Linked DNA regions of Mus musculus: region 1 is linked to region 2. The links are chromatin loops, found by intact Hi-C in ENCODE. Cell type or tissue: heart. All regions are shown on one strand. Each heading gives the region's core, and the rest is flanking DNA. Links, peaks and the distances in the headings are about the cores only.

Region 1 (2,913 bases), core at 323-2,822, 60 kb before region 2:
GCCCACCCAAACTGCCTAAGCTCTCCAACCAACACTGCTGAGTCCCCAGTCACCTCACTCTAGAATTTCCCTTGTCAGTGGCATTAAGTTATACATCCTAATCGTCTCTATTTTTTTTCCTTTTTATGTAAACCTTCCCAGATGCCTACCCAGTTCATGAAAACAAGGAATCCAATCAGACAAGACTCCAAAGTAGACTTTACAGACGCTAATTCTTAAGACCTCCACACCTGAGATCACTTCTCCAGAGACCTGAGGTCCCAGCCTGAAGATTTCTGGGGTAGGGAAAGGGGAGATTAGGTTAACTGTGGACTTTGGATGCTGATACCTTCCTGTGGTAGCCCTGTGCTTCTTGTCTCTACAGGGACAGTCCCTAATAGGACAAGAGTTTGAAGCTGGGTCTTACACCTATAAACCCAAAGAATACAGGGCAAAACAGTGCAGCAGCAAAGTCAAAAAAAAAAAAAAAAAAAAGCCAGACTGTCTGGACCCTCGCATGAAGGCTAACTTCCATTTCCCCTTCCTGAAAGGTAGAATCAAGTCAGGCTAAAGGCAATGTTTCCCTTCTCAAGGTTGCTAGTGAACTGAAGCCCATGTTTTACTTTGGTCTGGTTTTCTCTGTCCTTGCTGCTCTCAGTTCCTTGCTGTTGCTTACTGTAGACAGCCCGGTCCCCATGGGCACAAAGGTAATTCCCCAGAGCTTAAAGTATGTTCCTTTAGCATTAGATCCAAAGGAATTCGCCCACTTTCACTTTTTTTATTATTATACATAAATACTGTAGCTGACTTCAGACCAGAAGAGGGCGTCAGATCTCATTACGGTTGGTTGTGAGCCACCATGTGGTTGCTGGGATTTGAACTCAGGACCTTCGGAAGAGCAGATTTATTTATTTATTTTATAATAAATGAGTACAATGTAGCTATCTTCAGACACACCAGAAGACGGTATGGGAGCCCGTTACAGATGGTTGTGAGCCGCCATGTGGCTGCTAAGAATTGATCTCTGGTCCTCTGGAAGATCAGTCAGTGTTCTTAACTGCTGAGCCTCTCTCCAGATCCTCACTTTTCCTTTTAATTTGAGTGGCCATTTTAAACAAAAATTGGCCATTTAAGTAAATAGTCTCTCTTGTCTGAAGCTGACAGCCTCACAGTTCGAGGGTTGTTGTTCTTAAATGTTTTAATGTCCCTTCTAGCCCACCACACCAGAGGTAGTGGGAAGGAAAGATTAATAGGGCAAAGAAGAACCTGTTTAGAAATAGTTCTTTGGAGCAAATCCAATCTGCATTGTCAGGACATCAGCAGTACAGCTCACAGGAATCGGCAGCTCAATCCAATCTTTCAATCAGGCATCTTTCAAATGGTCTTGTATCTCCGTGTGGGTTGCCCATCCTCTGGACTAGAGAAACCAAGGAGACCAGACAGTAGACTCTAACCAGTGCAAATTCTGCAAAGAGGAACACAGATGGACGGACATGTTCCCTTATCTTTAAAGAAGCAGCATGGTTAATCAGAGCCTGACTCATCCTAGCAGAGGGCTTAACTGGTAAAGGAAAGACTGAAGGAAGCATAGCTCCTCCCAATTCCAAACAACCCCTGGGGACAATATCTTCAAGTCTTCTTAAACACCCAGCAGTAAAGTATAGCAATAAAATACAAAATAAAAACTAAACTAAACTTCAAAAGAGACAATAATTTAGGACACGTACAGGCCTTCCTATTAAATCCTGTGTATGGTCTACTGACACACAAGATAGGACAAACACAACCACTCCAGGTATAATACAAAGATAGGTTCTATTTATCTTTACATTTGCCTACAGATATGGCAGTATGTCATGTGAGGGCAATGCCCTTGGAGGCCAGAAGAGGGTGCCAGATCCCTGGAACTGGAGTTCGAGATGGTTATGAGCTGCCACGTGGGTACTGAACTAAGCCCTGGTCCTTTGGAAGTGCTCCTAACCACTGAACGATCTCTCTAGCCACCCCTCAAGATAGGCTTTACTTATATAAGCCTATTGATGTAGATTTATCTAAATCGGTAACAATAACCTTACTTAATTCTGTCTTTCTCACGACTTTTTCATCTGACATTTTCAGTATTCAGTGGTTAAAATCTTATCCTATCTTCCTTTTAATCTGCTCTGTCATCGGTATGATTTTGTTGTTGCTTTACAATCCAAGGGATCAGACCTTGAAGAGGAATCTCCTGGAACAAATATGGCCCTGGTTCTCCTGACTTTCGCCCTCTCTGGGACCATCAACAGTTAGAACCTTGTTATTCTCACTTTAAACTCTGTGTTTCGATCTTGTAAAGTCTGTATCTTCTAGAATATGTAACACCCTATTTGTTGCTTCTTGCTACCAAAATTATAGTCTATCCTGTGCAGATAGCTCCTTTGAGCTTGATACAATATGTAGGACTCCATTTTCTTAGGTGGGTTTCTTCTCTGCCCGATCTGGGGAACCCGACCTCTGACCCACAATCTTCTACCTGAAGAATGTCACATAGTCCTCCCTCCCCCACCCTTGCCCCAACCCCAAACTTGCCCTGCACATATCTGGAATTCCTGGAATGCCTTTCCACACAAAGGAGACATTCACAGTACTTTAAACTCCAATGAAACTTAACCCTAAGAAGAACCCCTTCCCACTATCCAGGGGTGTATGCATGCAAACCCACCCCAAATAAAGGAATACTCACAAACTAAGATTGTCTAAGAGAGCTGTTCCATTAAAATCCGGGGAGATGTCTCCCTTTGTGATTTCTTTTTGTTTCTACTTCCATTTTTAGATCCTGGATGGTTTTGTTTAATTCCTTCATCTGTTCAGTTGTGTTTTCCTGAAATTCTTTAAGGGATTTTTGTTTCCTCTTTAAAGCTTCTATTTGTTTACTTGTGTTCTCCTGTACTTCTT
Region 2 (2,913 bases), core at 95-2,594:
GAAATCCTGGTTAGCCTGCTGTGTAGACCAGGCCAGGCTGGCCTTGAACCTGCAACCATCTTCCTGCCTCAGCTTCCTGAGAAGTGGGATTACAGACACATGCCACACTTAGCTGTCCTTTTCCACAAGACTCTAGTCCAGGGAGAAAGATCACCTTATTTTCAGTGAATAGAAACCAGCTAGAGATTTCTCCAGTCTCCTCCCCTGCAGGGCAGTGGTCTTCTGGTCCCTCGGCCTCTGTCCCAAGCCATACAGCCCCAAGTAGCAGAGGGGCAGTCCTATTCTAGTGCATCAGGTCGACACTTGGGGCTTAGGATAGGTGAAGGCTGAACCCACCTGTCACCTTCCTCCTGCTGGGCTGATGGACAGGCCTTATAGGACTCATCCTTAACTTTAGTCTTTAATAACCAAACTTCAGGTCACTCCACCTGTAAGACCCAGCATGCAAGTCAAGAGTCCAGGGGACAACCAAGTCTTTAACTAGAGACACCTCTGCAAGCACATCAGTGAGCCTAGTGTGACCTGAGCAGGGGAGGCTTGTCTGCAGGGCCCAGGTGTATGCTGAAGCAAAAGTGCAATACAGGTGGGGATTCTTGGGGCCAGGTAAGAGCCTAGGCATCTGTACCAGTTGGTTTGTCTGTCAACTTGACACAAGCTGGAGTTATCACAGAGAAAGGAGCCCCTCTCGAGGAAATGCCTCCATGAGATCCAGCTACAAGGCATTTTCTCAATTAGTGATCAAGGGTGGGAGGGCCCATTGCAGATGGTGCCATCCCTGGGCTGGTAGTCTTGGTTCTATAAAAGAGCAAGCTGAGCAAGCCAGGGGAAGCAAGCCAGTAAGTAACATCCCTCCATAGCCTCTGCATCAACTCCTGCTTCCTGACCTGGCTTGAGTTCCAGTCCTGACTTCCTTTGGTGATGAAGAACAATGTGGAAATGTAAGTTGAATAAATCCTTTCCTTCCCAACTTGCTTCTTGGTCATGATGTTTGTGTAGGAATAGAAACCCTGACTAAGACAGAATCTTTGCCACAAAGTCTGCAGGCCAGTGGTTTCCAACCTTTCTAATGCTTCAGCAACCCTTTAATACAATTTTCCATGTTGTGGTGACCCCCCTCCCACTATAAAATATGTCTTTGTTACTTTATTACTGTAGGTTTGCTACTGTTATGAATCATAAATATTTGATATGTGGCACTGGGGGGGGGGGGTTGTGACCCACAGGTTGAGAACTGCTGCTGTAGGTCCAATTGGGGTGAGGCAGCTATACTGGGATATGGGTGGGAATCTCCTTTACCGATTACGAGATGATCTTCAACTAGGCTGAGAAATGGAGAGTGTTAGCAAAATTGCCTGTGGGAAGTGACAGGGTTTCTCTTGACAGGTACTCTGACCCGTCTCTTCCCACCACTGAAAAACTGTCCTGGGACAAGCTCAGCCACAGACCTCCAGTCTCCTGCAACCTGACACCCTAAGGTCAGTACGTAACTGGAGCCAGACCCTGCGTCAGAGCCTCAGGGTTCCACGTTCCCAGAGCAAGGGCGCCACCGCTGGGCGGGCGAGGGGAGGTCATTCTGCAGGCAGATTGAGACTCTCGAGGGGATGCCCTGATTGTGGGTCTTTGGAAAAAGGAGGAGACTGTTCCCCAGAATCCCTTTCATAGGGAAGTGGGCAAAGTCGCAATTGATACTCCTACCCCTACTCTGGAGACCAGGCCGGCCACGCTCTACCGGAAAGGAGAGGACCACTCTGAGTGGAATGTGAGCCAGTAGTTTCCGAAGCTGGTTGGAGCAGGGGGAGGTCCCTGCCAACTTCCAATCCCTAGATCCTTTGCCTGAGGTCATAGGCTAGGTAAACGTGGTCCCTCGGTTCCCCTCCTGGACTGCTGAAAGACTGTGGAGTAGAAGGGCTGCTCCACCCCTCAAGACTCTTTTCTCCACTCCAGCTGCCTGGATCCCAGCCTGCCTTGAGCACCTTGCCACTAGCCTGTAGTGGGCATCCTTGACTGCTCCCGCTTTGGACAGTTTCACAGGCTCTAGGGCCCAGCTATTGTGGCCCATAGCCCTTGCACTTCCCTCTATCCTGGGGTTCCGCTGCCCTCACTTCTGCTTGGATTCGGCATCACCCCCTGCTTCTCTCCCTCTGTCCTCCTCTTGGAACCCCTAAGAGATCCTCAGTTGCTGATTGTTTGTATATATTGCTTTCCTCCCGGGTCTAACTGAATACTAAGCCGGTCCCTGCTTTCCACTTTCTCATGGAACTCCTGCCGACCCTTTCTTACCCTTCCAGAACTCTCAGACTCTGATCTCAGTCCCCACACCTGCCAGGCAGCTACAAACATGCTTGGATTCTCTTTGGAACAAGTAGGCTCCCAGCCCTGCCTGTGGACACTGTCCCAGGACTGGATGGATGGATGGATGGATGGATGGATGGATGGATGGATGAGCAAGCTAAGGAATGAATAAGCATCTTTTCTTCCGGGCACTGGCACCAAGCTTTCAGTCAGTCCAATTTGGAGGACTGAATTGAGCTTATCAAGTTTGAACACAATTGTCTGCTACAACCCAGTTATGTCCCCTGCTGGTCTATAACATCCAAAAGTGAAACAGTTGCATTTAAGAACCTCTTAAGTCTGAAAGTGAGAAAAGCCTTGCACAGTTTTCTCTCTTCTTTTCTGAGACCCCCCTGGCTGGGCATTTGGCTGCACACCAAGCTTCTTGCCTTCTAGCAGGGTAGGGGCACCTCAGGGAAGGCTATTATTCCACTCATCTGCTGGCCACTGTAGGGGCCCACTGGACTTCACCCTTTCTCTGCAGTCCTGCAGATACCATGATCCCTGTCCTCAGTGATAGTAAGGACTCGCTACAGCTGCAGAACCAACTGGATTAGGACATTGTTTCTGTATAAACACCCA

The links. Peaks named below come from ENCODE experiments on the same cell type or tissue, not always from the same donor. Only the 100,000 strongest peaks of a DNase experiment are listed, where the experiment ranks them.
Region 1: it touches region 2 in a loop (2.4-fold over the local background); 1 of 42 quality-filtered maps calls a loop at or near these places.

Annotation. Positions count from the first base shown.
Region 1 is chr13:73,343,795-73,346,707 of GRCm38, forward strand. It overlaps Eprn (ephemeron, early developmental lncRNA), which reads right to left. Exons shown (of 3, transcript NR_045293.1): 2 at 2,702-2,913; 3 at 871-1,444. Among named protein-coding and RNA genes, the nearest start is that of Eprn, 2.1 kb to the right of the region's middle. In heart, for the core only: a CTCF peak has its summit at 1,850 (motif pointing right); no DNase peak of the experiment used is centred there; H3K4me3 peaks cover 670 bases; H3K27ac peaks cover 1,434 bases.
Region 2 is chr13:73,404,411-73,407,323 of GRCm38, forward strand. No RefSeq gene overlaps it. Among named protein-coding and RNA genes, the nearest start is that of Eprn, 58 kb to the left of the region's middle. In heart, for the core only: a CTCF peak has its summit at 1,551; no DNase peak of the experiment used is centred there; H3K4me3 peaks cover 816 bases; H3K27ac peaks cover 577 bases; H3K27me3 peaks cover 400 bases.